2 separate regions of the Mus musculus genome follow, and region 2 is linked to region 1. The links are chromatin loops, found by intact Hi-C in ENCODE. Cell type or tissue: heart. All regions are shown on one strand. Links, peaks and the distances in the headings refer to the core of each region. The heading gives the core; the rest is flanking DNA. Region 1 holds the start of Clpsl2 (colipase-like 2). Region 2 overlaps Slc26a8 (solute carrier family 26, member 8).

The links. A loop is a pair of places that touch in the nucleus more often than their neighbours do. Peaks named below come from ENCODE experiments on the same cell type or tissue, not always from the same donor. Only the 100,000 strongest peaks of a DNase experiment are listed, where the experiment ranks them.
Region 2: it touches region 1 in a loop (6-fold over the local background); 6 of 42 quality-filtered maps call a loop at or near these places.

Annotation. Positions count from the first base shown.
Region 1 is chr17:28,540,464-28,555,617 of GRCm38, reverse strand. It overlaps Clpsl2 (colipase-like 2), which reads right to left and starts at 6,131. Exons shown (of 3, transcript NM_001034871.2): 1 at 6,015-6,131; 2 at 4,840-4,962; 3 at 3,000-3,203. The coding sequence starts at 6,104. The coding sequence ends at 3,108. In heart, for the core only: a CTCF peak has its summit at 8,499 (motif pointing left); no DNase peak of the experiment used is centred there; H3K27me3 peaks cover 1,585 bases.
Region 2 is chr17:28,645,571-28,660,724 of GRCm38, reverse strand. Slc26a8 (solute carrier family 26, member 8) reads left to right here. Exons shown (of 20, transcript NM_001290320.1): 8 at 1,050-1,132; 9 at 5,733-5,880; 10 at 6,780-6,893; 11 at 8,200-8,277; 12 at 10,464-10,559; 13 at 11,188-11,294; 14 at 11,374-11,443; 15 at 12,512-12,604; 16 at 12,697-12,828. Among named protein-coding and RNA genes, the nearest start is that of Srpk1, 31 kb to the right of the region's middle. In heart, for the core only: a CTCF peak has its summit at 11,895 (motif pointing right); no DNase peak of the experiment used is centred there; H3K27me3 peaks cover 460 bases.

The DNA of each region.
Region 1 (15,154 bases), core at 4,788-12,787:
CCAAGCTTTGGTGGATTTGAGGTATTCTCTCTGCTGCCTTAAACAAGGGGATGATGGGAAAAAGGCTAAACGAGTAATGATGTCATTTTAGGAAAGAGGCTTCTCTAGTCTAGGTTCTCCTGGAACTTAAAGCAATCCTCCTGCCTCAGCCTCCCGAGTACTAGAATTAAAGGCATGAGCCACCACATCTGGCTTACTGCACAGTGCCAACATTGCTAGGTGAGTAACATATTGGCATGTAAATGTCCTTGTTGTAGAAATTTTTAATCCCAATCCAGGGTTTGTACCTACCTTTGAGCATTTAGTTCCCTGATAAGAAAACACAAACAGCCTTTATATTTACAATAAGCCTTAATCAGCACAAGAGCTGAAAGATATCTACCCTCTATGCTATTAGAATCTACTTTCCTATTGATAACCCTGAGTTATTATTTACTATCTTTCATCTGGGCCGCTCTTAACTCCAATTGGCCACCCCTCAGGGCCATGTTTTCTTGACTCCTAACCCATGGTGTCTTTCTCTTCCTCTTCCTCTCTTCTCTCCCTCATTGTTCTCCTCCAAGCCCCCAGCCCAGGAACCCTAACCACCCCCCATGTCTTTTCTGCCCAGGTATTGAATGTTGGCATCTTTATTCACCAATCAGAAATAACTTGGTGGTGGGGGCTGGTGAGATGGGTCAGCAGTTAAGAGCACTGACTGTTCTTCTGAAGGTCCTGAGTTCAAATCCCAGCAACCACATGGTGGCTCACAACCATCTGTAATGAGATCTGACGCCCTCTTCTGGTGTGTCTGAAGTCAGCTACAGTGTACTTATGTATAATAATAAGTAAATCTTTGGGATGGAATGAGATACAGTGTACTCAATACATAAAATAAATAAATAAATCTTTAAAAAAAGAAAGAACTTGGGGGGCAAAGTCACATAGTGTTACTTGCGGGGGGAGGGAGGGGGACTCAGATGGTAGAGTGTTTGTCCTGGGTTCTCACCCCAGTACTGCATAAACTGGGCATGGTGGTGCAGGCCTGTGGTGCCAGCAGTCAGGAGTGTGGGGCAGGAGGTGCAGAGCCAGGGTGTAAGCTAAGCAGGGAGTGTAAGGCCACGCTGACCAGAGGAGGAGGCGAAGCAGAGTCTCTGTGGACGTGGGAACACCTGGAAGAAGCAGGCCCACCCAGCCTCCTCCCTCCTCAGCAGAGCCCAGGCTGTCCCAGCCTCCACCCTCCTCAGCAGAGCCCAGGCTGTCCCAGCCTCCACCCTCCTCAGCAGAGCCCAGGCTGTCCCAGCCTCCACCCTCCTCAGCAGAGCCCAGGCTGTCCCAGCCTCCACCCTCCTCTGCAGAACCCAGGCTGTCTCAGCTGGGTTTCTAGCCAGTGATTGGCTTAGGTAAGTATCAGTCTCATGAGGCTGGGGAGGTGGCTCCTTGCAGTTGTCAAAGGCAGCACCCAAACCATCCCGGACTTCAGTTCCGGGATATCTGTTTTGGCCTTTGCGAATATTGCATGCACATCGTGTCTAGACATACATGCAGGTGAAACAGCTATACACACAACATAAAAAGAAGCCTTTTAAAAATTATTTTTAAAATGGGCTGGAGAGATGACCCATCAGTTAAGATGTTCTTTCAGACTACCTCAGTTCAATTCCCAGCAGCCACAGCAGGGTGGCTCACAATTGCCTACAACTCAAGCTCCAGGCAAACCCATTACCTCTGGCCTCCATGGGACCTGCGCTCATGAGCTTGTATATGCTCACACATCCACGTGCGCTCGTACACGCACAACTAAAAAACAAAAACAAAAAAAGAAACAAACCAAAAAAGCAAAAAACAACCCCCCCTACCCCCCCCCCACTGTTAGTGGATGAACTCTTGTCGTTGCTAGGATACCAGGAAGGAATTCAGCCTTGGACCCGGGGCTGGCTGGGGCCTGAGCTGAGACCTGCCTTGACTCTGAATTTCATACCTAACCATAAACAAATTCCCCACATCACTTAAACGACTCCAGATGGGCTTTTCAGATGTTCTTGAAGCAAGAAAGTCTATGGTAACACCCAAGGGTTGAGCCCTGGGGCACAGCCTGTTAATCTGAGCCTCAATTTGTCTGCTATACAGTGGAGTTGGCAGGAGGAGGCAGGACTCCTCCTAAAAGTGGAGGAGTCAAAACACCGGCTCCTTTGCCATTCCACACGTCACACCCTTTCATTTGTTTTTTGTTGTTGTTTTGTTGTTTGTTTTTGTTTTTTTATTTTTCTTTTTATTTATTTATTTTTTGTTTTTGTTTTTTAAAAAAAGGATGGGGGGTGGGGGGTGTACATGTGCACGCTCCGCCCCCTCCCCCCGCGGTCGCATGAGCGCAGTACCTGCAGAGGCCAGAAGAGGGCAACAGAATCACTGACATTGCTGTTACTGGTCCTTGTGAGGCACCCAGTGGGAGTGTTGGGAACTGAACTCTCCCGGGTCTCCTGGAGGAGCAGGAAGCACTCTTAACTACTCCACCATCTCTCTAGCCTCACATTCCTGCATGACAGTTTTTTAAATTTTCCTTTGCGTGTGGCACACATGCTGGGCTGCACGTGTGGATGTCAGAGGAGAGAGAGATGGGTTGGGAGTCCACCTCTCCTACCATGTGACACCTGGGGGAATGAACTCTGGTCCTTAAGCTTGGCAGCAAGTGTCTCATCTCAGTAAGCCGGGTCGTCTTGTTTGCCCAGGTCCTTGCATCTATACATCCCTACACATTTGAACACACTCCCGGTGACCTACACCCTTCCGTTCCCCCCACAAGATATCTCCCCACTCTGACTCTCCCCACCACACACTCCCAGCCTCATCCTCAGTCCAGTCTCTTCCCAGGAAACTCTCCCTCCCTTCCTCCCTTCCTTCCTCCCTCCATCCCTATTCCCACCAAGGCTTTAGGCAAAAAACCAAGCCGTGGAGAGGCTCTCTTCCTGCCTCAGTGTCCCCTTTTGCCTTTCCCACAAAGGGCAAACAGACAGCAGAGCCAGGAAGTGATTTTAATGCCCAGGAGTCGATGTGGAGTTGGCGATGGGGGTGACACCTGTGGAGGGGAAGGTGCAGCAGCAGGGGCCATGAGCAGCCTATGTCATCCTCTATATCATTTGACATCGGCGGGGACATGTGGGGTCCTTAGAATGACAATTCAAGCCAGATCGACAGGGACACATGATGTTCAGGCTCCCCTTGGTCTGTGGGAGAGGAAGGGTGTGAATTGAGGGGATCACACTTGTGGAGATTGGGGTAAGAGTATAAATAGTGGTGGGAGATGCCCCAACCCGAGGTTCACATGACCATGAACACATAACCTTTCTTCCTCTGTCCAGTGGGGGATAGAGGCTGCCCTGGTTTCTCGTTTTAGATTTTTATTTAATTTATTTTTTACGTGTTTGCCTGTATGTTTGAATATGTCTGCAGGCCCCATTACATTGCCTGGAACTAGAGTTACACATTATCATGAGCCACCCTGTGGGTGCTGGGAATGGAACCCAGTCCTGGCAAGAACAAGTGCTCTTCACTGATGAGCCAACCCCCAGGCTGGATTTTTTTTTTTTTTTTTTTTTTTTTTTTTGGTTTTTTTCGAGACAGGGTTTCTCTGTATAGCCCTGGCTGTCCTGGAGCTCACTTTGTAGACCAGGCTGGCCTTGAACTCAGAAATCCGCCTGCCTCTGCCTCCCGAGTGCTGGGATTAAAGGCGTGCGCCACCACGCCCGGCGTAGATTTTTCTTGTTAACATAACCTAGACTCACCTGGGAAGGGGGAACCTTGGTTAAGGAATTGCCTCCCTTTGATTGGCCCATGGTTGTGTCTGTGATTGTCTTAATGATTGGCATGGCAGGGCCAAGCCCACTGTGGGCGGGGCCATCCCTAGGCAGGTGTACCTGGTATGAAAGGCTAAGCCTGAGCTAGTAGGAAGCCACAGAGCAGTGTTTCTTCTTGGTCTCTAATTCAGCTCCTGCGCGATGTCCCGTGGTGATGGAGTGCGATCCAGTAACACACTTTCCTTCCTGAGTTGTTATTTGGGTCTTGGTATTTATCACAGCAACAGAAAGCAAGCTAGAACAGTTCGCATCTCCCTGTTCTAGAGAGGGAGATACAATGTACCAAGTGACCTCTAATACTAATAAAGCGATTCTCCAGGCCACAGTGGGGCCTTGGCTGGTTCCTTTAAGCTCGGGCAGAGGACCAAGCCAGGATATGGAGGCCGGGTCCATCCTTCCTAGGAGTCTTTGGGGCCAGGGCCCTGGAGTAGGAAGAAAACCTTCTGTGCCTTTGCATCTTCCAGTTGATCTCAGTTGACCTGTTTGAATGAGCCCTGTGAACTTTCCCCAGTCACTTTGTGAGGGAGACACATTAGTCCCAATGACTACGGTCAGAGCAGGTCCTAAAGGCAGGAGCTGGGGCAGCCAGGATGTAAGCCTGGATGCTGGGAAGCTGAGGTCCTAGCTAGCCCTGCAGCCCTCCCAGGTAACCAGGTCACGGGCACTAGGTCAAGGTAGGTGTATCTCCCGTCCTTCTCACCTCAGAGAGGTTAAGGAAAAGATTCTCATCTGGTGTGCAACAAGCACCTACTATGTACAGTCGCTGGAAGGGGGACAGGACGACAGGGAATGTGACTCAATGAGTCTTTGCAAGTTCCCCTTCCTTGGGGCAGCCCAGGATGTAAAAATACCACATAGAAGAGAGACTGCAGGATGAATAGTAGTTGGTAGTGGGGCAGGGCACCTGAAGAGGCAGGTGGGGGTGAGGGCTGGGGAGTGGGGGAGCAGAGGCATCTGTCTCTTTTTATAACCTCCCCCACTCTTTCCCTGCTTGTGGGTGTCTCACCTGTGGCAAGCACCCCATGCCTATGCGGGACTTGGGGGTGCAGAAGGCTCCGCTTCTCTCCAGGTCTATGAGGCAACAGTCACTGGAGCACTGAGTGTGGTGGACACACTTGTCTCCGTTGGCCTGGAGAAATAGCCCCTTGGTTACTAGCTCTTGTCTACAGAAGGATGACAGAGGTCCCAGCATTGCCCAAGAACCTCAGGGTCCACGAGGGAAAGCCATGAGATTGTCACCTCAGACCCCCACCCAGGGTATCCCTCCTAGAAGCTGGACTTGACTGAGAAAGAAAGAAAGAAAGAAAGGAAGGAAGGAAGAAAGAAAGAGGAGGCTGGTGAGATGGCTCGGTGGTTAAGCACACTGACTGCTCTTCCAAAGGTCCCGAGTTCAAATCCCAGCAACCACGTGGTGGCTCACAACCATCTGTAATGAGATCTGACTCCCTCTTATGGGAGCTCTGAAGCCAGCTACAGTGTACTTAAGAAATAATAAATAAATCTTAGGAAAAAAAAACCTAACTTTATAAACAAAAAACAAAAAAAGAGTCAGGAGCTGGGCATCCTGCCCCCTCACCTGTATGGATTCCATAGCTAATGGGCATGAAGAGAGGGGGCAATATGGCTCAGCCAGCAAAGGAGCTTGCTGTGCAAGCTGGACGACCTGAGTTCAATTTCCCCCCTTCCTGGGACTGAGTAAAGATGGGAGGAAAAAACAGACTCCACTGAGATAGATGTCTCTGGCCTCACATGCACGGACATAGGAGGGGGAGAGGGAGGGAGGGGGGGAGGGAGGGAGGGAGGGAGGGAGGGAGGGAGGAAGGAACCTTTAGAATTTTAAAAAAAATGGAAGGGAGAAAGGGGAGAGGAAGACTTTGCATCTAGAAGGGTCCCTAGGTCTTGGAGGAGAGCATGGGAACCCCAGAATCAGCAGGTAGAGAGGGCTTGGGATAGTGGGGGAGGGGTGGTGAGCCCAGGGCTGAGAGAGCAGAGAGGAGGGCTGGGCCAGGGGCATGGTCTCCAGTCCAGGAAAGGCAAATGAAACCTGCCCAGGACTGTGAAGTACACCTACAATACCCACTACCCCCACCTCCATCCCTACCCCACTTCAGACGGGGTGTGCATCCGACAGCCCTCGGTCCCCACCTTTCCGTCCCAGGGCAAGTCAAGGGCAATGCTCACCTTTTTGGGAGGTGAGTTTTCACTGTGTCTGTGTGGCAGGGTCCCAGCAAGCAAAGCCAGGACGGTGACCAAGGCCTGAGTGAATGCCATGATGGCCTGGGTGGCCGCAAGCTCCCTGAACCCGGCTGGGGATAAGTCCCTGTCGCTGTGGGAGTGGGAGCCAGCCAGCGTGGGCCCGATGGTCACAGACTGTCCTGCTCAGTGCATGTGGGACAAGGACGGCTGATTCCCAGGCTAGGCTTTGGCAGCCTCTGGATGGGCTGGAGGGAGGAAAGGCTCTGGACCAACCGGGCATTTGTGCTGTAGAACCCGCGGACCTTATACTGGCTACTTTGAAACACAGAATTCAAACTGTGAAGGAAAAGATATTTTCTTTACTCATCTCCGAGTAGCGAGTTTGAAGGGGGTCGGGTGTGCGGTGCAGAGCTGCCAAGCTCACTAAGGGGCCAGGGCCAGGGCCCTTAGAGGGAAAGAGATCCATAGCACGTTCCTACCCAAAGTGCCTAGGGCGGCAAAGAATCCCTGAGGCAGACGAGGGAGACATTTGGAGACAATGGAGACTTGACTGGGGTTTCCGGGCAGGGGCAGATGGGATGAAGGTGAGGCAGGAGGGTGAGGGGGTGAGCTCAGGGTTGTGGGGTGAGCTCTAGTGGAATGCAGAGCAGAGAATCAGGGTGGTTATTAGCGGAAGCTTGCTGGGACCCGGAGCCCAGCTGCAGTGGCTTCTCTGAGAAAAGCTATTTACTACGGGGCTAGTATTGGGACCAGGGACTCTAGCCTGCGACCCTAAATACAGGACGAGGCTGGTTGTCCTAATCTGCGAGGACAGCAGACTTGAAGGACAGCTGGTGCTAACTTCGAGCCACCCACACCGTCCCTATACACATTCCTGTGGCGGGGCAGGGCTGGAATATGCAGTGTGTTCTCATCCCTTCTGCCGGCCGTGCTGGCCCACAGGTCTCAGAAAGCTTCCTGAGCTGACACAGCTGGTCTCCAGACCTGGCTGACCTTTAACCCCTGTAGTCACCCCTGGACACAGGTTGACAATCCTACCGAGTCGCCAGGTATGTTGTTCCATAGCCTGACTCCTAAAGCAGGGTACTATTTCTAGAAAGATGGTCTACGGCAGGGGAATTCCTCAGCAGGGCCAGAGAGAGTTCTGTGCAACCTCTGTGTTCAGGTGAGATACACTCACACAGCCTCAGGGAAGCCAGGAGCTAGTGTTCTACTAAAGCTATTCATATGCGGGCTAGATGCATGCGTTCTCTGACCTCAAGCCTTGTCCTTACCTCCCCCTACCCCCATGAGTCTGACCACATTGCTACCCAACCCCTTTGCCAGTGAAGGTTCCTTCCTTCATTACCAAGAGGTAAGAGTAAGGAATTCAAGCCAGACTAGCATTAAACCTCATTTGTTTTTGTTTTGTTTTTTGTGACAGGGTTTCTCTGTATAGCCCTGGCTGTCCTGGAACTCACTCTGTAGACCAGGCTGGCCTCGAACTCAGAAATCCGCCTGCCTCTGCCTCCGGAGTGCTGGGATTAAGGCATGCGCCACCACGCCCGGCTTAAACCTCATTTGTTATCATTGTTTATTCTAAGATCAAAGTCTCCTATATTCCCTCAGGAGGCTGGTCTTGAACTCCATAGACTGTGATAATGATCACTGGGTAAAGTTGTTTACTACCAAGCCTCAAGACCTGAGTTCAATCCCCAGGACCCCACATAGTAAAAGGAGAACATCAACTCTTGCAAATTGTCCTCTGACCTCCAGAGGAGGAGCATGGTAGAAACACACACACACACACACACACACACCCCACACATACAGACTCACACCACACATACAGACTCACTCCTGCATCTGTCTTATGAGTGCTGGGGTCACAGGCACAGACTTCCATACCCAGTTTGATGCTTGACACCTTGCCTCGTTTCTATGGTGCTAAGGACTGAACCCAGCTCGTTGTGCCTCCAAATCTAATGCTTTGCATGTAAAATTCCAAAGAAACGGTTCTGCGTCCACAGACATGTCAAGCCAGGATGGCAGAGACATAGACACACCGATGTCCTGAGGTGTCTCTCCTCCATGCAAGACTCTGCGGAAAGAGATCGATTCTCAGCATATAGCCTCAGCTGGCCTGGAATTTGGTATGTAGAGGTGGCTGGCTTCAAACTCACAGAGCTCCACTTGCTTCTGTTGTCTGAGTGCTGGGATTAAAGGGGTGTCGAGGTTTGTTTGTTTGTTTGTTTGTTTGTGCTGAGATAGGGTTCTACTTTGTAGCCCAGGCTGGCCTGGAACTCTTTATGTAGTCCAGGTTGGCTTCAAATTCATGGCAATCCTCCTGCCTCAGCCTCCCAAGTATTTCGATTACAGGGGTGAGCCATCACACCCAGCTCTGCAGGATTTTTATTTTATTCTCTTTGGTCTTTAATAAATGCTAGTGGTGAGCCATCACTGGTTTCTACTGCCTCCTGGTGGAACACCCACTCTTCTACCACTGCATAGGGTCTTCCTGGTTTGTCCAACCACCTTAGCCATTTATCTGTTTCCACCAGCCAACTGTGTGACTTTCCTGGATTCTTAAGTGACTCCCTGCTGCTCAGGTGGCCTTGAGGGCCCAATGGACCAGCCATACATGTCCAGCCTGAGAATTCATTATGAAGGAGTTGTATAGCAGCCAATGGCTGAATTCACCCAGAGTCCTCAAAGTTGGTACCCACCCCACCCCCACTCCTAAATGGGCAGTAGACTTGACCTTTGAGAGCCAGTGATAGAGACAGAGCTGACTGTAGAGAAGGTACAGATGTCCCGACTTCTAGAAAGTCCTTCTGCCATTCCTTAAACCTATTCAGTCAGTGTACGCAAGACCGAGCCACACCTACAGAACTGTTGGGGTCCGTGGTCCTCTGAGCAGAGGAGCCGCCTTCTTCATGGAATCAGGTGTACCTGCTTGCAAGAGGACAACACATCAGGCCTGCTGACTGCTCCCTCAAGGGAACACGGAGAACCACGGGGTCAGCTGAGATTCCAGCCACCTTCCTCTGCCCCTCTTGGTATTTGTATACAATTGTGCCCTAATTTCACATGGCCTGGGGCCTGGGGTTAGGGGTCAGAGTATACTGTCTGGGACTGGAGCTAAGCTGACCTACTTTTTGGCTCTGAAGAAACCATTCTTCATGCTGAGAGACATTCTAGTGGGGCTGCTTTGGTGTTCAGTCATGATCCTGTTAGCCCTCTACCACATTCAGGCTGTTCATGTGACTTTCTGGGCAGCTGGTGCTCTCTCTCTCTCTCTCTCTCTCTCTTTCCTGAGATTTCTCTGAGAGCATAATTGGCCAGTGAACCCCAAGGCCCCCCACTGTGTTTCTTCAGTTGTGTGGTCACTAGCACACTCTGTCTCTGGGGTTCTGTTGTTACTGCTTCTTGTGTCTTTGGGTGCTTTGCCTTGCTTGTATGTCTGTGCACCATATGTGTGCCTTGTGCCCTTCCAAGGTCAGAGATGTTGTTGGCTCTCTAGAACCAGAGTCAGTCGTGAGCAGCCCCATGGATGCTGAGAATTGAACTCAGGTCCTCTGCAAGAGCAGCAGTGCCCTTACCCACTGAGCCATCTCTCCAGCCCTGCTATTTTGTTGTTTTGTTTGTTTATGGTTGATGATGTTACTAATGCTTTGGGGTTTTGGGGTTTTTTTTTCCCCCACATCTGAGATTTTATTGTGAATCAGTACCACAGACACTTCAATTCTTAACACATGTACCCAAACTCCAGAGTCACATAATGTTCCTTCAGAACAGTTACGCCAGCAATGGTCCTGCCCCAAGCTTGCCAAGTTTCCCACAAGACCTTGCGGAACAGTCAGACACTCAGAGTCTTCCCCTCTGCTGAGTGAATCACAGTTCTATGGCACACACGATGCACACTCAAGTTTTCCATCTTTCGAGGCTCATTATTACGACTTTTAGGAAAATGCCGTCACCGTCCTGACAGGGCAAGGACCAGGAAGAGGTTGTATAGGAAACAGAAGACAGGATGTAATTTAAAATATCCCAGAAATGGGCTGGAAAGATGGCTCAGCCACTAGAGGCTAGGCTCACAACCAAAACTATGAGTTCCCGTTCTCAGCACTTGTGGCTGTCTCTCCAGCTAAAAAAAAAAGAAAAGAAAAAAAAAAAAAAAACCCCAACCCAAACCCAATCCAGATCCCCACACACATCTGAGACTCCGGTGTGCAGCTGAGCATACTTTGTGCTCCGTAGGATGCTAACATTCCCTCTGTGGGATGTGTCTCTGACTCCAGAGACAGAGCCTCCTTGCTTCAGTGTACCACTGTCCCCTGGATGTACGAAAAGCTAAGCAACCAACAAATGATTTCACCTATTTTTTTTTTTCTGAGACAGGGTTTCACTGTGTAGCATTCAAAAATCCACCTACCTCTGCCTCCCAAGTGCTGGGATTAAAGATGTGCACTACCACCACCTGGCCTTCACTTATTTATTTATTTATTTATTTATTTATTTATTTATTGGTTTTATGAGACAGGGTTTCTCTGTGTAGCCCTGGCTGTCCTGGAACTCACTTTGTAGACCAGGCTGGCCTCGAACTCAGAAATATGCCTGCCTCTGCCTCCTGAGTGCTAGGATTAAAGGCGTGTGCCACCATGCCTGGCTCACCTATTTATTATTTGATGGGTGTGAGTGTTTTGCCTGCATGTATGTCTCTGCATCACATGTGGGGCTGGTACCCTGGTGATGAGCTTCCATGTGGGTGCCGGGAATTTAACCTGGGTTCTTTGCAACAAGGGGTGTTCTGTTTTGTTTTGTTTTGTTTTGTTTTTCGAGACAGGGTTTCTCTTCATAGCCCTGGCTGTTCTGGAACTCACTTTGTAGACCAGGCTTGGCCTCGAACTCAGAAATCTGCCTATCTGCCTGCCTCTGCCTTCCGAGTGCTGGGATTAAAGGCGTGCGCCACCACGCCCGGCTAGGGGTGTTCTTAACCACTGAGCCAACTCTCCACTCCACGATTTCACCCCTTAAGAAATCAGTTATGGGCTGGAGAGATGGCTCAGTGGTTAAGGGCACTGACTACTCTTCCAGAGGTCCTGAGTTCAATTCCCAACAACGACATGGTGACTCACAACCATCTATAAGGGAAATCTGATGCCTTCTTCTGGTGTGTCTGAAGACAGCCACAGTGTACTCACATATATAGAATTAATTCTTTTTTTTATTTTTTTATTTCTTGGTTTTTCGAGACAGGGTTTCTCTGTGTGGCCCTGGCTGTCCTGGACCTCACTCTGTAGACCAAGCTAGCCTCGAACTCAGAAATCCACCTGCTTCTGCCTCCCAAGTGCTGGGATTAAAGTTTTGTGCCATCACTGTCCAGCTAATGAATATTAAAAAAAAAAAAGACTGAAATCCTCAAGAGAAAACTTATTTTGAAATAACTAAAATATAATACTCTTTCTTTAATGATGACATTGATTAAATGTGCACACACCAGTCCCAGCATCCACATGGAGGTCAGAGGACAACTTGAAGGAGCCAATTCTCTCCTGCCATGGGTTGCTGAGGATTGAACTCAGATCCTAGGGCTTGGCAGCAAGCTCCTTTACCCACTCAGCCCTCTCGCAGGCTCCAGACAGGCCTTCTCCTATGTTCTAGTTTAGAATCTGTGAGGAGCAGGTGTGGCAGCAGTCCCAAGATGGCGCCCGGGACTGCAGCCAAGTCTTATGACTTGCACCTGACTTCCTCATACACCTGAAAATAAGCCACGTCCACTGGGTGAACTGCGCAGGTGCACCATGATGCAAGATCGGGCTATGTGACGAGTGAGGATTCTGGCCAATGGACTGCTGTTATGTGAACTGAGCTGATGGGGCATGGTTGAGAGGTTATATAAGGGGTTGCGATTGGGGGCGGGTTGGTTGTTGTTTTTTCCTGGAGAGATTGATTTCTGGAGAGAGATTCATGCATGATGTTGAAAGGTTCCTGAATAAACTGCTTTGAGAAGAACGCAGTGTTGTCGCTCTTTCCTGCTGGTCAGAATAGGAAGCTACAAATGGTGGCCCGTACGGGGACCCTTCTCGACGTTCAGAACTCATCTCAGTCAGGGCAGCTAGCTTGTAAGGTTCCCAGGTAAGTGGGACAATTTAAGTTCTCGGATTGAGACGATAAGGTTCCCAGTTTTGGGACAAGTTAAGGTTCCCGGTTTTGGGACATGTTGCACCAAGCACCATGGGGACTTGAGGTTTGCAGAGGAACAGAGGGTTTTACTAAAAGGGGTTTTGCCGGTCTGGAAGTTAGTGAGAAATTGCATAGAAGATAAAGATGTGACGTAGAACTCCAGAGAGGTAATGAGGCGCTGAGTCACGTGAGAGAGGAACACTCTATTGGTTTGGGCGAGAGGGTCTGTTTGTTTCCTCAGGATCACCGACAACAGCTGTGGGTCCCAGAACCGCTGACCAGAGCAATTCAAAACAAGCAGAGCTATGAGGACGTGGATGTTCCTGTGGCTGGGAATGCTCCCGCTAGTGAGAACTGAAGAGCTATGTTGGGGAATTATGTCTGTGTTCCTGAAACCCATGCCGTTGACACATTCTGCGCAAGTGTTTCCTTGGTTCTTTACATCTAATGCTTCGCTACAATTGCTTTTTTTTTTTTTTACCATGGGATGGAGATAGCTCCAGTGCAGGGATCTATGCAGCTTCAGCTAAAGGGATTGTTGTGTTTTCAGATGATTCAAAAATATTTCACAGATGAGTGATTGTATTCAGCTGTATAATCAGACCGCAGCATGCTTTGATATGCCAGTTAAGAGTTCTACTAAAGCTAATGCTACCTGGATTCGAGGGGTGTGGCCTGCCAGTGCAATGGCACTATACCCTCCCAACCTAGATGGGCCCCCTTTTGTAGAGGTGTTTGTGATTCCCTTCCACCTTGGACCAGCTGTCAATCTAGAGAAGTAGCTTGGGCAGTGAAGAATTATTTTTCCTTTTCCCCTTATATAGGTACAGTCCATAATAGTTCCTTTTCAGGGTATAATTGGACATATCAAAATCCAGCTCAAGTAGGAGCTAGTAATCCTTTTAATGTATGGTTGTTATGTGGGGTGAATGGTAGTTGCACTGATCTTTCCCCCTTAAGCATGGTGGCAGGAGGGGCCTGGGGCAATGCAAATTTTTATTGGAATGGTTCTGATGTGTTTGAAACTTCTGTATTTCAATTTGCTGTAGGAAGGAATGTTTCTTTTCAGGCTGTGCCTGTTTGTGGCCTCCTTTTGTGTTTATTTTTTATAATGGTAGTTATGAGAATAATGTTGTTAGTTGTAGTAGTGATATTTGTTATTATAGTATTGCTGGAATGCATCTGAATATCATTTGGCTGTTGTGACTAGGATGCTTTGCTTTGTACCTTTGCCTGTTCAAGCTGCTTTGTTTACAAACTGCTGTGGCTGTGAATAATTTATCCTTGGGTGTTTCAGAAGCTTTGGATTGCTGACAGCTGTCTTCTGCTTCAAAGAGTGGGCTGGAATTGATGGACTTGCCCCGTGACTGATATTAATCAGCATCCTGGCCTTCTGGTGTACCTGCTGCATGCAGAGTCATCAGCACAGAGCCCAAGCCTTGATGATATAGGCTTTTGCGGCAGTGGAAACAGGACAATCTCCTCAAGTGTGGCTTGGCATGCTATAGAAGTAGTCAATGACGGGTAAGACTCCCTGGGCGTGTCACCAACCTAAGACAGGGATCAAACCAATGCTGTTTGTCTCCCAAGGATGGGTAAGGGGCATTGCCGCAGGGGGCAACCTAAGGCGGGCATTCTCTCGGCCAATAAGTAAAGAAGGGAAAGATGTGAGGAGCGGGCATGGCAGCAGTCCCAAGATGGTGCCCGGGACTGCAGCCAAGTCTTTTTTTTTTTTTTTTTTTTTTTTTTTTTTTTTTTTGGTTTTTTTTGAGACAGGGTTTCTCTGTATAGCCCTGGCTGTCCTGGGACTCACTTTGTAGACCAGGCTGGCCTCGAACTCAGAAATCCGCCTGCCTCTGCCTCCTGAGTGCTGGGATTAAAGGCGTGCGCCACCACACCCAGCTCTTTTTTTGTTGTTTTTTTTTGCTTGTTTGTTTGTTTGTTTTTTTGTGCAGCCAAGTCTTATGACTTGCACCTGACTTCCTCATACACCTGAAAATAAGCCACGTCCACTGGGTGAACTGCGCAGGTGCACCATGATGCAAGATCGGACCATGTGACGAGTGAGGATTCTGGCCAATGGACTGCTGTTACATGAACTGAGCTGATGGGGCGTGGTTGAGAGGATATATAAGGGGTTGCAACTGGGGGCGGGTTGGTTGTTGTTTTTTCCTGGAGAGATTGATTTCTGGAGAGAGATTCATGCATGATGTTGAAAGGTTCCTGAATAAACTGCTTTGAGAAGAACGCAGTGTTGTCGCTCTTTCCTGCTGGTCTGAATAGGAAGCGACAAGAATTCATGGTATTCAGACTTGTTTAGGGTCTGGCAGACTTGCTCTGGGGAAGCGAAATGCTTTGACTAGAAGACGAGCATCCTGCAGAGAGAGCGGGCCCTCTTGGAAAAGTACCCTCCAGTCCTGGGCAAAGCTGGACCAACCAAGCTTGATGGAGCCGGGTGAGCAACCAAGACACTCCAAGTTCTGGAAATAACAAGTGATTGTAGGCTTTTGTTCTTGTGTTTCCCAGGGGCTGTCACCCCAGAGAAGTGACAATCTTTGTCTTCTCTGAGAAGACCTCACAATACAGCTTCTCTAAGGCTGCCATAATGCCAACGGGCTCCTAAGTGCTGTGTTGCTATTCATTTTACAGACAAGGAGACCGAAGCTCAGACAAGGTTCATGCCTCACCCCAGGTCACACAGCTAGCAAGTAGCAGGGATAGGATTCGAACCCAGCAGTCTTGACTCCAACCTTTGCCCTCTTAGTCTGTCTGTCTGTTCTCTGTCCCCTGTTCTTACCAGATAGTTTCAGCTCCTACGCAGCCTCATTTCTGATGTTAACTTTGAGAGGATGGTAACAGAGCCACGGTCCCTTACTCTGTTTAACACTCCAGAATCATGCTGGACTCCTCCTTGGCCAGGACTTGGATTGGTACATGTGGAGTGAATAAGAAACTGACCT
Region 2 (15,154 bases), core at 4,853-12,852, 110 kb before region 1:
CAAGTAAGCTTGACAATTGGGATGTTATATATTTGCTTGTACAAGGAGATCTTTGGCATGCCATAGTTATAGTCCATTAAGCTAGTCAACACCTGTTACCACACAGGAATATCTTTTTTTTTGTTGTTGTTCCTTTGTTTTGGTTTAGTTTTGAAACAGAGTCTCACTAGACAGCTCAAGCTGGCCTCTAACTCTCAACCTACCCACAAATTCTGGGATTGCAGATACAAAGCCCGTGGCCAGCCCACAAACACATAGCCTAGTGATTATCTTTTCATTGTGAACATTGAAGATCTATTGCTTTCCCAGTTTCCAAGTCTGCAGTAAACTATTACTAAATGTAGTCACTGGGCTGTACCAGTGGTCTCTACCCAAATGTTTACTTTTTACACATGTATTGTGTATGGAGTGGCTGTGTGGACACATGTATGTTAGAGAGAGCTTGCCCATGTAGGTACATGTCGAGACCAGAGGCAGACATCAGGTCTCCTCCTCTGTTGCTCTCTACCTTGACTTTTCTTTTGAATTTTAAAAGATTTTCAAAAATCCTCTGCGTATGTAGGCATGAGAGGAGTATGTACATATGAATGCCTTCAGAGGCCAGAGGAGGATTTGGGTCCCCTGGAGCAGCAGTCACAGGTGGTTCTGAGCCACCTGATGTGGGTGCTGGGAACGGAATTTGGGTCCTCTAGAAGAACAAACAGGTGCTCTTAAACCCTAAGCTTCCCTGTAGCCCTGGCCTCCTCTGTGTCTCTTTGTTCTTTGGAGACAGAGACTCTCACTGAACCTAGAGCTCTGATTGGCCAGCTGTCCTGTGGGCTCCTGGACATCACCCCACACACACACACACCCGCATCCCTCTGATCCCAACCATGTATCAGAGACCAAAGCAGCTATGGCTTTGGTTCCAATGCCAAAAGGAGTTTGGAGAATGGAAACAGATGGTCCCTCTCTTGTCAGGACGGCCCTCATTTCATTTACTGTCATGCGAGAGCCTCTGAGCCCTCGCTCTGTATTAATCTCACTCGTTTCCTTTTGTCTCCTGTCAGATTCTTGGCTTCAGCTTACTTACAAGCAAGATAACCATGGCCACAGAAAACAGCAAGATGCTGATGAACATGATTCCATACAGGTCAGCCGTCACACTTCCCTCCTCTGTTGCTTTTGGGTTTGGTTTGCTTTTTGTTTTTTCAAGACAGGATTTCTCTGTGCAGCTCTAACTGTCCTGGACTCACTCTCTAGACCAGGCTGGCCCTGAACTCAGAGATCTACCTTCCTCTGCCTCCCAAATGCTGGGATTTAAAGGTGTGCATCACCACGGGGCATCACTCCACTTTTCAATATTGCTTTTCCTTTATTTTTGTAGCAGGGTCTTGCTGTAGGTGGCTCAGCCTCAATCTCCTGGCTCGGCTTCCCCAGGGCTGGGGGGACAGGCATGTGCCCGCATGACTACCAGTTGTTCTCTCTCAGCCTCTCCCCACACAACCTGGCTCACAGTCTTTTCTAGGACTGTTTGGCTACTGCAAAGTTCACTCAGCACACAGGTCCAGTTCCTAGCTTTGTGGGTAGGATCAAGTATAGAACCCAGAGGTTTGTGACCACGAAGCGGCTGCCACGGCGCCTTGTCTCTTCCTTATTCACTGTCTTAGTTAGGGTTTTACTGCTGTGAACAGACACCATGACCAAGGCAAATCTTATAAAAAACAACATTTAATTGGGGCTGGCTTACACGTTCAGAGGTTCAGTCCATTATCATCAAGGTGGGAGCATGGCAGCATCCAGACAGGCCTGGTGCAGGCAGAGCTGAGGAGAGTTCTACGTCCTCATCCAAAGGCTGCTAAGACTGACTTCCCAGGCACCTAGGGTGAGGGTCTTAAGCCCACACCCACAGTGACACACTTATTCCAAACTGGTCACACCTATTCCAACAAGGCCACACCTCCAAATGGTGCCACTCCCTGGTCCAAGAGTATACAAACCATGACACTCACCCTCTGTCACTTCCTTACACGGGCCTGCCAGCTTGTCAGACATCTGCTGAGTACCCATAACACCAGAGACTTGATTCTTTTTTTCTGTAGGTATTATGGGTATCACAGAGGCCCCCCCCCCCTTTCTGGTTAACTTTCAAGAGCAGAATAACAAGGCCAGGCATGTAGTGCCCACATGTAATCCCAGCATTTGGGGGTGGAAGCAAGAGGATCAGGAGTTAAAAGGCTAGCCCTGGCTACATATCAATCATGAGGCTAGCCTGGGCTGAATGAGATACCCCGACCCCAAGTAAAACAACAAAGAGATGGGATGAGAGATGTTCTCTAGTGCCCCTGCTAGGAAACACAGGATTCGGTGTTCAGAAGAGAACTGTTGCTTTGCGTTGCCTACTTGATTGTGGGTTTCAGCTGCTCCCCCATCCCTCTCCCTCCTTTTCTTCGTCTTTAGACTGTGCTGGGATTGAAGCTAGGGCCTCATGCAGGTTAAGCAAGCACTCTGCCATTGAACACCATTTTCCTCTTAATTGGGTAGGTTATCTTTGAGAGGCAGCTCTGAGGAACTCACGGTTCCTCTGCATTCTGTTTCATCTGTCACATGACTCTTGCTACCGCTGGACAGTTGCCAATTTTGAGTTTAATTAGAAAGGACTAGACAGCAGTGTTATAACCCACAAGCAGACTTCTGAAGAATACTGCTTATGACTCCACACTGCACACAGGGGAGTCCCAAAGCCTTGGGGATGTTGGCTGAGCTCCAAGATAACAGGGGGGCTGTTTGATATGATCATGTTGAACCGTGCCTGTATCCTAACTGTTTCCTGTGAAATGCAGTGAGAGCCGAAGAATGCATCTGGCATTCTATTTAATAGCAGAGATGTGATCAGATACCACCTCTATACAATGTTGGGGGGGCTATACAATAACAGAGACATGCTCAGATACCACCTCTATACAATTTGGGGGGGGCAGGGTACAAGGAAAAGTCTGGTGGCAATGTGTGTGTGTTTTCTCTCTCTCTCTCTCTCTCTCTCTCTCTCTCTCTCTCTTTCTTTCTCTCTCTCTCTCTTTCAAGACAGGGTTTCTCTTTGTAGCCCTGGCTGTCCTGGAACTCCCTCTGTAGACCAGGCTGGCCTCAGACTCACAGAGATCTGCCTGCCTCTGCCTCCCAAGAATTTACTTATTTTATGTATATGAGTACACTGTGGCTGTCTTCAGACACAGCAGAAGAGGGTATCAGATCCCATTACAGATGGTCGTGAGCCACCATGTGGTTGCTGGGATTGGACTCAGGACCTCTGGAAGAGCAGTCAGTGTCCTTAACCACTGAGCAATTAGATAAGCTATTGTCTCTTAAATTAGTTAAGCTATTATTTGCTCTATAGGAAAGTCTACCACAACAACAGCATTCCTACATGTGTTAGTATAGAGCTGGTCTCATTGTGGATCTTTTTATTGTTTTCTGGAATGGCATCCAAACATGCAGTCATGTGCATTTGTCTGTTTAGTGAAATGATAAAAAATAATGAAAACAAGCATTTTGAACACACACACACACGACACATATACACATACACATATGCACATACACAGTCACATGTACACACACATACAATATAGACAGATACATATATACATGTACACACAATGCACATATATACATAAACATATACACTTGCACACATAGACACACACATTACATACAAACATATAGCCACACCACATGCACACAACACACACATCCACACTACACGTACATACACACACTTGTACATACACACTGGTACACACTACACACACATACATACACAGAAAGACACACACAGGCACACATGGTTGATGATGGGGAAGCAGAAGTGGAATTCGAAAGATAGGAATTGCAAATAGCAAACAATCTGTAAAAACCTTAGAAGACATTCCCAAGACTTAGAAAGTTATCCAAAGGAATGAAAGATGGAGCATACTTCTGAAATAGCTTTAAAGGATTGTGTTAGCATGAAGATATATATAAGACATCTTACAGATAAGATATATTTATAGACGCTCCCTCCCAAACCATCAGCATTTCCTTTCCTTTTTGGTCTCCTCCTACCGTGCATGCGTGACATTTGAAGGTTAAGTCCCGAGATGAAGCCAGTGCAGTGCTGGTCATTGTCATTATGCGCCTTTATCAGATTTCTTCTGTTTTAGTGAGAGAAACCTTGGCCTGGGGTGGTCTTTTCCTTAGAATCTTCAGTTTCAGGACGTTTCTAGAAAACTGGCCTAATTTCTTCCTTATGTACTTGAATCTACCAGTGAAGTTATATAGGCCTGAAGGTACCACTGTGGGCAGGTTCTTAACTATAACTCTGGTGGGGTTTTTGTTGTTGTTGTTTTCTTTAAAGATTTATTTATTTATTATATGTGAGTACACTGTAGCTGTCTTCAGACACCCCAGAAGAGGGAGTCAGATCTCATTACAGATAGTTGTGAGCCACCATGTGGTTGCTGGGATTTGAACTCAGGACCTCTGAAAGAGCAGTCAGTGCTCTTAACCACTGAGCCATCTCTCCAGCCCATAACTCTGTTTTTATTGTGCTATTTTTTTAGTTTGTTTTTGAGATGTGATCTTAGGTAGCCAAAGCTTTAAGCCTGGCATTGACTCCTGATCCTCCTGGCAAATGTTTATACCCATTTTATACCCAGCTTGTCCTCCAGCTCACACTGCAAGCATCCAGTGTCTCATGCTGGAGGGGGGTCAAGGTGGCAGGGCTTGAAGCACCTGGGCACAGCATTCTGTGTCAGGAAGCAGAGGCTGAGGAGTGCATCATGCTTAGCTCCCTTCTGCACTCACAGTCCTGGGTCCCCACGCGGGAACAGCAGCACCACAGTGGGCAAGTCTGCCCACCTTTGTTAATGCAATGAAGGCAACCCTCAGGGATGCCCAGAGGCTCATCTCCCAGGTGACTCCAGATCATTGAAGTTGACATCACCACCATCACACGGTGTGACCATTGTGTCTATCTGCTTTAGGTGATCTCTCTCTCCAGGAGAACACTTGGTTAATTTGAATCATTCAAAGTATTTATCCATTTATTTGGAATTATCAAATATATTAGTATAAAGTTATCTGTAACACCCTTTTATTATCTTGGTAACATACCACAAAATTCATTCTTTAAAGTGGACAGTTCAGTGGGCCAGGCAAGATGGCATACAGCTGTAGGGCCAGCCTTGGGGAGGTCTAGAACTCCAGATCAGCCTGGGCTACCTGAGATTCTGATCCAAAAAGTAAAAAACAAAAACCAAGCAAACGAGCAAAACCTGTAAGGGAGAAAGTGTGTGTGGAATTTGTGTGTGCCTGAGTGAAGGGCCCTGAGGAGACCCTGTCCTGAAAGTGGAACTAGACGGGGACTTGTGAGCCTTTCAGCTCTAAAGCATTGTAGGTGTAGGGTGGGCCTGGAGCACACACTCCAGAATGTCCTCAGCAGCAGAAGCAGTTTTCTCCACTCACACCTGGTACTTTACAGAGAGGACTCTAAGGTGGGAACAAGGAGCAGAGAACCACCAAGGATGTTCACTTGGCTTGGTTCGTTGGCTGTTTTGACAAGCTGCTGCCTCCATTGCTCTGTTTGCCCTTTATTTGTTAAGAAGGGATAAAAAAGGTGGGGGAGGGATGTGAGGTCAGCCTGGCATAAGGACTGAGAGGGAGAGGTGCAGTATGTGACATCCTATGCCAGCAGTGATTCCACTCTAATGTTACAGCTTCGTGTTCCCTGAGAATCCAGAGTTCGGCATTCTTAGCAGAGTTGTTTTACAAGCCTTGTCTTTATCTTTTGTGAGCTCCTTTCTGCTTATATCTCTGGGCAAGAAGATTGCCAACTTCCATAACTACAGAACCAATTCCAACCAGGTGAGGGCCATGTGTCTTGTTAACTGATATGACTGTTCTCTGATGTGAACCTCCCACCAACATCCCTCTTTCAACAGAGTTGTCGGACCATGACTTGTGCTGTAATCACACGAGACGTGGAGTATGTGTAACCTTGAACCTTCTTGAGTTCACACAAGTATTATTCCCCTAGAATGGATGTGGTGCGGAGAGGTGAAGGGATAACCAGGTGGGGTGACACATGCTTGTTATCCCAGAACTCAGCAAGTAGAGGCAGGCTCAGGAGTTAAAGACCAGCCTGGGCTACAAGAGACCCTGTCTCAAACAATGATGATAGCGAATGATAACATATGGCATGGTGCTGCCAAGCTAGCAGAGCCTCTGTCTTCCGTCCCTATGGCCTCAGAAGCCAGATGAATGCTGGGACACAGGTCACATGAAACAGTACATACAAACCAGGCTGCTTATGACAGGCTTTACCATAATGCCTTGCCTTTTGGTTTTTGCGTTTATTTTTTAGAAAAAAAAAATCTCTAACTACTCTGAAAGTGGTCCTTTCCCTAGAACTCAAGAGGGACACAGGACCAAGCGGTATTCTAGCCAGACATTTAGGTTAGTGTGGGGGGAAGAGAAGGCCAGCATTGGGCTCTCTCTGAGTCTAAGGGGTCATGAGAAAGGAATAAGGCAAGAGTCAGTTTTATTACTTTCAGAAGGAATGTCCCTTACCAGAATTGAGGGCAGAGATGCAATTTAATTTGGAAAATCGGATTGGCCCTCCCTGGGTACTCCTCGAGGCTACATCCAAGTATTATTAGAAGGGTGTAAGAACCCTAATGTCACTTCAAAAACAGTGTACTTGCAGTTCAAAATCAGCTTCCTCAACAAAAAGGGGGCTCAAAGGCTCTGCTGTTTCTTTGCAGGATTTAATAGCCATCGGTCTTTGCAACTTGCTCAGCTCCTTTTTCAAATGCTGTGTGTTCACCGGTAGTTTGTCCAGGACGACTATCCAGGACAAATCTGGAGGAAGACAGCAGGTGTGTTGAAAAGGAATCCTGCCGGGCAGTGGTGGCGCACACCTTTAATCCCAGCACTCGGGAGGCAGAGGCAGGCGGATTTCTGAGTTCGAGGCCAGCCTGGTCTACAAAGTGAGTTCCAGGACAGCCAGGGCTATACAGAGAAACCCTGTCTCAAAAAACCAAAAAAAAAGAAAAGAGAAAAAAAAAAAGAAAGAAAGAAAAAAAGAAACATAAGGAGAGAGATGCACATCTGTCCAAATGGCTGTCTCATGTCTGTTTGTAGAAGCTCTCCATCTGGATTGAACTTGTAATGTTCTAGTTAGTCAGGAGCCTCTGGGAAGAGTTTAGATTCTGTGCTCATCTTAGTTTTTGCTCAGATTTCTGTTTTTAAAAGTAGGGGGTATGTGGTAGCCATCCTGTAATCCCAGCACTTACCTCCAGCTCTCCTGTGGGGCTGGGGAGGTGGCTCGGTGGTTAAGAGCACTTGCTGCTCTCGTGGAGGATGTGGGCTTGATTCCTTGTACCCATGTCAGGTAGCTCACAACCATCTGTAACTCCAGCTCAGGGCTTCTTAGGCGCCAGGCATGGGCATGGGCATAGTGTGCAGACACACAGGCAGGCAGGTAGTCATACACATAAAATAGATATAACCTTTAAAAAGATGAAATATATACATATATGTGTGTATGTATATATATATAAATCAGGCATAGGTATACAGGCCTTAAATCCCAGCACACTCAGGAAGCAGAGCCAAGCAGATGTGTATGAGTTCAAGACCAAGCTGGTGTACATAGTAGATGAGTTCTAGGACTGCCAGGGCTACATTATGAGATCCTGTCTCGAATACCAAACAAGGAAAAGATGAAACCCCACTGAAGATAGGAAGCTGTCAAAGTGCCAGCGACACACAAACAGGTGGGGACGTTTATTACACAGGAAGTAGAATGGAAGGGACTTGGGGCTGTCAGCAAGGTGTCTGCTTGCCGGTAGAGCTTCTGACTTGTGTGAGGAGAGGCTAAAGGTTTGAAAGCTGAGACGCATAAGCTATATCTTAGGAGATTCAAAGTCCCAAACTGTGACAATAAGGATTCTAGGGAAAACTGACCCCACCCCCACCCCAGACAGCATTCAAATGACACTCATGAAGTACCTACTGTGTGTCGAATACTTCACTAAGATCCTAAAAGGCACATGTGCTGAACCCCCAACTCTTCTTGAGAGAGAGAGAAAAAAAAAAGGCGTCTCAGCATGCAGATGGCCACAGCTGCAGACAGGGACCAGCACGTGTCTGACGTCTCCTCAACCAGCTCTGTCTCCTCAGTTTGCCTCTCTGGTAGGCGCAGGTGTGATGCTGCTGCTGATGGTGAAGATGGAAAGCTTCTTCCACAATCTGCCTAACGTAAGTGGGAGGGAGGGAGTCGGGACAGACAGCATGAGGTGGGCAGGGCTGGAGAAGTGGGTCAGTGCTTAAGGGCACCGGCTGCTCTCCAGGGGAGCCCCGAGGATTGAGTACCAGTACCTATTGGGGCTCACAACAGTCTATGACTCTAGTTCCAAGGGATTTGGGGCCCTCTTCTGGCCTCTCAGGCACTGCATACATGTGATATACATACATGCAGGCAAACACTCATATACATAAAAATGAATAAATCTTAAAAGAAAGATGGGCTGGGCGTGGTGCTGCACGCCTTTAATCCCAGCACTTGGGAGGCAGAGGCAGGTGGATTTCTGAGTTCGAGGCCAGCCTGGTCTACAGAGTGAGTTCCAGGACAGTCAGGGCTACACAGAGAAACCCTGTCTCAAAAAACAAACAAACAAACAAACAGAGTGCCTATTGTAGAAGCATGGGAACCCAAGTTCAGATACCCAGCCCCCATGTAAGAGCCAGCTGTGGCTACACGCACCTGTGACCCAGGGCTGCAAGGAGGTGGCCAGAGGCTAGAGGATTGCTGGAGCCTGCTGACAGCTACATGAAAATAAATCTTTAAAAAAGTAAAATAAAATTATGTAGGATTGTAATTATTGTATTTTTATTTGTTTATTTTATTTATATGAGTACACTATAGCTGCCTTCAGACATAACAGAAGAGGGCATCGAATTCCATTACAGATGGCTGTGAGCCACCATGTGGTTGCTGGGAATTGAACTCAGGACCTCTGGAAGAGCAGTCAGTGCTCTTAACCACTGAGTTATCTCTCCAGCCCCTGTAATTATTTTTTAATAAAATGAATGTCTTACCTTAATATTTAGAAAGAACAGCTCTATTGTACATGGCTTTATGATGAGATGTGTTCCCTGTAGATATTTCCTGCCTCAGGAAAATCCAGTCAGGTGGTGGTGCATGCTTTTTTTTTTTTTAAGATTTATTTATTTATTATATGTAAGTACACTGTTGCTGTCTTCAGACACTCCAGAAGAGGGAGTCAGATCTCATTGCAGATGGTTGTGAGCCACCATGTGGTTGCTGGGATTTGAACGCAGGACCTTTGGAAGAGCAGTCAGTGCTCTTAACTGCTGAGCCATCTCTCCAGCCCTTGGTGCATGCTTTTAATCCCAGCACCTGGGAGGCAAAAGCAGGTCTCAGTGTGAGGCCAGCCTGGTATATGGTGTGAATTCCGAGACAGCCAGGGCTACAGAGGAAAACCTTGTTTGTTTGGAAAAACAAGAACCATAACAAAACGAAGAGGAAAGAAAGAGAGAGCGAGAGAGAGAGAGAGAGCGAGAGAGAGAGAGAGAGAGAGAGAGAGAGAGAGAGAGAGAGAAGAAGAAGGAGGAGGAGGAGGAGGAGGAGGAGGAGGAAGAGGAGGAGGAGGAGGAAGAGGAGGAGGAGGAGGAGGAGGAGGAGGAGGGAGAGAGAGAGAAGGAGGAGGAGGGGAGGGAGGGAGGGAGAGAGAGAGAGAGAGAAGTGGGAAGTCGGGGTGGGGTGGGAGGATTCTCCAAACCCCCATGAAATTGAGGTGTTGTCTGTCCCACCACACCTTTCTAACATTGTTTAAAGTTTGGCTGCAGGGTGTCTAGAGAGATGGCTCAGTGGTCAGGAGCACTGGCTGCTCTTACAAGTCCTGTTCAGGTCCCTGCAACCACATGGTGGCTCCTCTGTAATAGGATCTAATTCCCTCTTCTACTGTGTCTGAAGGACAAAGTGCTTGTCTATGTAAAAACACATGAATAAACAAATCTTTTTTTAAAAGATTAGGTAAAATTAATTTATTTAAAAAAAAATGGTGAGAAGAAGTCACGCCTGACTTTGTCTACGCTGCTGGGCTGGCTTCTACTGACCCTCTGTGTCTGTATTGTTGTACTGGGCATTCGGAAAGCAAGCACAAACAGGCTCAGCTAGTGTCCTGGCTCAATCAGCTCTGACCTTGGCAAAGCCCTGCCTGTTAGACTTGACACACTAGAGTAGTGGAGAAAAGTGGGAAGAGCTTTTATTAGTGCAGTGTGTCAGGGTCTGGGTGTGCTGTTCATAGGAGACAAACCCATGGGGATTTCTAGAGGCAAGGCTAGTTTTTGTGGTTCCTTTGAGAGGACTTGGGAAATTTGTCCATGAAGGGAGAATGAGGCAGTTTGTCTTTCCCCTACAGGCTGTGCTGGCTGGGATCATCTTAAGCAATGTGGTGCCCTACCTTGAAGCCATTTACAACTTACCCAGTTTGTGGAGGCAGGACCAGTACGAATGTGTGAGTACAGACGCCTCGAGTGGCTGCAATCTGGGTGTGAGGGGAGCAGAAGCTCACACACACACCCTTCCCCATGGCCAGTTCCCTGGCCTTGATCCGTGGGGCCAGTGAACTTGCCTACCTGAGAACAGCTTCCCAATAAACCTGCCTTTATTATAAAATAAATAAATAGTTATACTAACTATTACAAATGTTTGACTATCATTCAGTGAGTTCTGAGTCCTCATGTCAACCCACCTGCCATCTGACAAGGTAGATAACATTGTCTCTATTTTGTACACGGGGACATTGATATTGTGAGAAAGAAATAAAGGGAGAGATGATCAAGAATTCATCAGAGAGCCGGGCAGTGGTGGTGCAAGCCTTTAATCCCAGTACTTGGGAGGCAGAGGCAGGTGGATTTCTGAGTTCCAGGGCAGCCTGGTCTACAGAGTGAGTTCCAGGACAGCAAGGGCTACACAGAGAAACCCTGTCTTGAAACACCAAAATAAATAAATTAAAAAAAAAAAAAGAATCCATCAGAGAACATGTAGGCAGCCTCTAGGCCCAGCTGTCTGAGGTGGGCCTGGCACCTCTCCATTCTGCTCATTTTCAAGGTCTTTTCCCCCCTCCATCCCTTTCCCACAAGATCATTTGGATGGTGACATTCTCCTCTGCGATTCTCCTGGGACTCGACGTTGGACTGCTCATCTCACTGGCCTTCACTTTCTTTGTCATCACTATTCGCTCGCACAGGTACTCAGCCTCTGGTCGGTGCTGGACAGCCGTGCAAGGCAAGGGCACAGGGACCTAAGACAAGTACATTTCCTTCCAGAACCAAGATCCTCGTCTTGGGTCAGATCCCCAATACCAACATTTACAGAAATGTTAATGACTACCGGGAGGTAAGAGCCAGCCCAGGGATGGGGAAGATGACTCAGTGGATAAAGCCATTCCATGCATGTGTGAGCAGTCCACCTCCTCAGAACCCCTGGAGTCTCAGTACTTGGGAGGCAGAGAGAAGACATCCCAGGACAAGCTGGGTATCTGGACGAAATGAGTCATAGATCGCTGGGTTTCAGTGAGAGGCCCTGCTTCGGTAAACAGTGACAACAATTGAGGAAGACACTTGACCTTATCCTCTGACTTTCCACATGCACCTCTTACACCTCAGTGTGCTTGCACACCCGGGTGCCCACACACATGCAGTACATGCACATACATACAAACATACATAAAACATACATACATACTCATGGGAATTGGGGTTAGAGAAGCAGCCACTTTGAAGCACTGCAGCCCACTCCACAGGGGATAGGAGACTTGAGGCTCCAAGGGACAGGTTCCTTACACCCCTGCAGCCAGCAGAGGGCCCTCCAACCTCTCACTGTGACTCAGAAGATAGAGTGAGGAATGGAAGAGTACAAAAAGAAGGGGTGCCAGGTGTGTGGGTGTGTTCACCTCTCACCACAGCACTCTGCAGGCAGGGCTAAGCAGGGACCTATGCATCTCCAGGTTCAAGGCCAGAGATCTAACTCCAGTTCCAAGCTAGCTAAAGCACATAGTAAAACCCTGGAAAGAAAGAGAGACACAGATAGACAGACAGACAGACAGAGACAGATAACACACACACACACACAGAGCAGGGGTGGGATGGAGAGCAAGCTATTTTTCTAGACTTCAACCCACTAAGGACAGAGGTTCTTGAGGAACCATGAAAGCAGTGTAGTTCTGGTGGTGGAGGTGGCTCACACTTTTAATCCCAGCATGGGAAGTAGAGGCAGGCAGATTTCTGTGAGTTTGAGGCCAGCCTGGTCTACAGAGCAAGAGCAAGTTCCAGGGCAGTCAGGGCTACATAGTGAGACCCTGTCTCAGAAAACAAAACAAACATACAAACAAACAATTTAAAAAATGATAAGGCTGTGTGGTTCTTTCTCCGTAAAAGAGCGGGGGCCTTGTACCGTGTCTTGCAGGTGATTCTCATCCCTGGGGTGAAAATCTTTCAGTGTTGCAGCTCCATCACGTTTGTTAACGTGTACCATCTAAAGCAAAAGGTGTTAAAAGAGGTGAGGGCCTACTTGCCCCCCAGGCATCCTCTACATCCTTGGGTTTCCCTTTCTGCCCTGTCTTTGTGTGAGACCCCTCTTCTGTCTCCCAGGTCAATATGGTGAAGTTGCCCCTTAAAGAAGAAGAAATTTATACTCTGTTTCATGAAAGTGAGACCAGTATAGCAGAAAACAAACTTTGTAGGTGTTTCTGTGACTGTGAAGAACTGGAGCCAGAGATCAGGGTGAGCCTCGTCTCCACATCTCTCCTGTCCCGTTCTTCTCCTTCCTCCCTCCCTCCCTCCCTCCCTCCCTCCCTTCCTTCTTTCCCTTCTTCCTTCCTCCCTCCTTCCCTCCCTTCCTTCCTTTTTTCCTTTCTTCCTTCCTCCCTCCCTCCCTCCCTTTCTCCCTTCCTTCCTTTCTCTTCTTTCTCTCTCTCTCTTTCTTTCCTTCCTTCCTTCCTTCCTTCCTTCCTTCTTTTTTTCTGTTTGTTTGTTTTTAAGTCTCCATGTAGCCCTGGCTGTCCAGAACTCACTATATAAGTCAGCCTGGTTTTGGTTTTGTTTTTTTCAATTTTTTTTTGTTTTGTTTTGTTTGAGACAGGATTTCTCTGTATAGCCCTGGCTGTCCTGGAGCTCACTTTGTAGACCAGGCTGGCCTTGAACTCAGAAATCTGCCTGCCTCTGCCTCCCGAGTGCTGGGATTAAAGGTGTGTGCCACCACGCCTGGCTTTTTTTTTTTTTAATTTTTTATTAGATATTTTCTTCATTTACATTTCAAATACTATCCGGAAAGTCCCCTATACCGCAACCCCCAGCCTGGTTTCAAATTCACAGAGATCTGCCTGTCTCTGCTTCATGAGTTTTGGGATTAAAGGCATGTACCACTACCACCTGGCTTTCCACCGCCCCTTTTCTTTAAAATCAACTAGCTATCCCTTTACAAAAACAAATAAACAAACAAAAAAACCCAGTCCATTCCACATACACCAATGCACATACAGACACAATACTAGTTAGACTGTGAGGGCCACACACATGCAGATATAACACTAGTTAGACTGTGAGAGGCATGCATATGTAGATATTAACACTAGGTAAACTGTGAGGGTCACACACATGCAGATATAACCCTAGATAGACTTTTTTTTTTTTTTTTTTTGGTTTTTTTCGAGACAGGGTTTCTCTGTGTAGCCCTGGCTGTCCTGGAACTCACTCTGAAGACCAGGCTGGCCTCGAACTCAGAAATCCACCTGCCTCTGCCTCTGCCTCCCAAGTGTTGGGATTAAAGGCATGTGCCACCACGCCCGGCTTAGACTCTTAATATGGAAAGAATGAGAGAGCCATTTGAGTTTAAGATTGATGTGAGGGATAGAAGGGGAATTGAAGAGGTAAGAATCTGGAGTGGGTTTGATTGAAACACATATACATCTTTTATATATATATATATATCTGCAGGCACATTTGTGTGTTGTATGTATATATATATATATATATGTATACACACACACACACACACACACACACACACACATATATATATATATATATTTTGCAGGGTCTCACTATGTAGCTCTGGCTGGCCTGGAACTCACTATGTAACCCAGGTTGGCCATGAACTCACTGAGATCCGTCTGCTTTCTCCTCTTAAGCGCTGGAAGCAAAGGCCTGTACAACATACCTCTCTGACCTTGAACTCTTGACCCTCCTGACTCTGCCTTTGAACTCGATTGGCTCTGCCTCCCAGATTCTGGGATGCCATCACACCCAACTTGTTTGAGACAATGTATCATAATCTAGTCTAGGCTGGCCTCAAGCTCAGAGTACATCCTCTTTCCCACCCCAAATCCTGGAATTGCCATGCCATGCTAAGTAAGCTTGTGCTGCTTGCCTCCTCAGCACCCAGAATGTGTAAGATGGTTTTGAAACTTCATGGGGTTTAACTCAAATTAGGGAGGCAGCTCTCCATTAATGTGACATAAATATAATGCATAGTTTCAATAATAAAATAACTATCTAGCCGGGCGGTGGTGGCGCAAGCCTGTATCCCAGCACTTGGGAAGCAGAGGCAGGTGGATTTCTGAGTTCAAGGTCAGCCTAGTCTAAAGAGTGAGTCCCAGGACAGCCAGGACTGCACAGAGAAACCCTGTCTCGGAAAAAAAAAAGTAACTATCTTTTACATTTCTGATCTTTGTATAATATCCAAGCATATTATAATTTTAATTTTTTTTCCTTTCAAGATGGTAAATAATGGTACCATTTGATTTTTTAGATTTTTTATTTGTATATGTATGTGTGTATATGTACATACATATTTGTGTATGTATGTGTATAAATATATATATAATGTGTATAAATGTATATGTATGCATGCATGTCTATGTGTGCATGTGTGTGTGAGTGTCTGCAGATGCTCACACAGGTTAGAAGAGCATCAGATCCCCTGGAGCTGGAGTTTTAGGTGACTGTGAAGCACCTGAGATGGATGCTAGGAACTAAACTCCAATCCTCTGCAAGAGTAGCAGGTGCTCGTAACTACTGAGCTGTCTCTCCAGCCCAACTTGAAGTTATT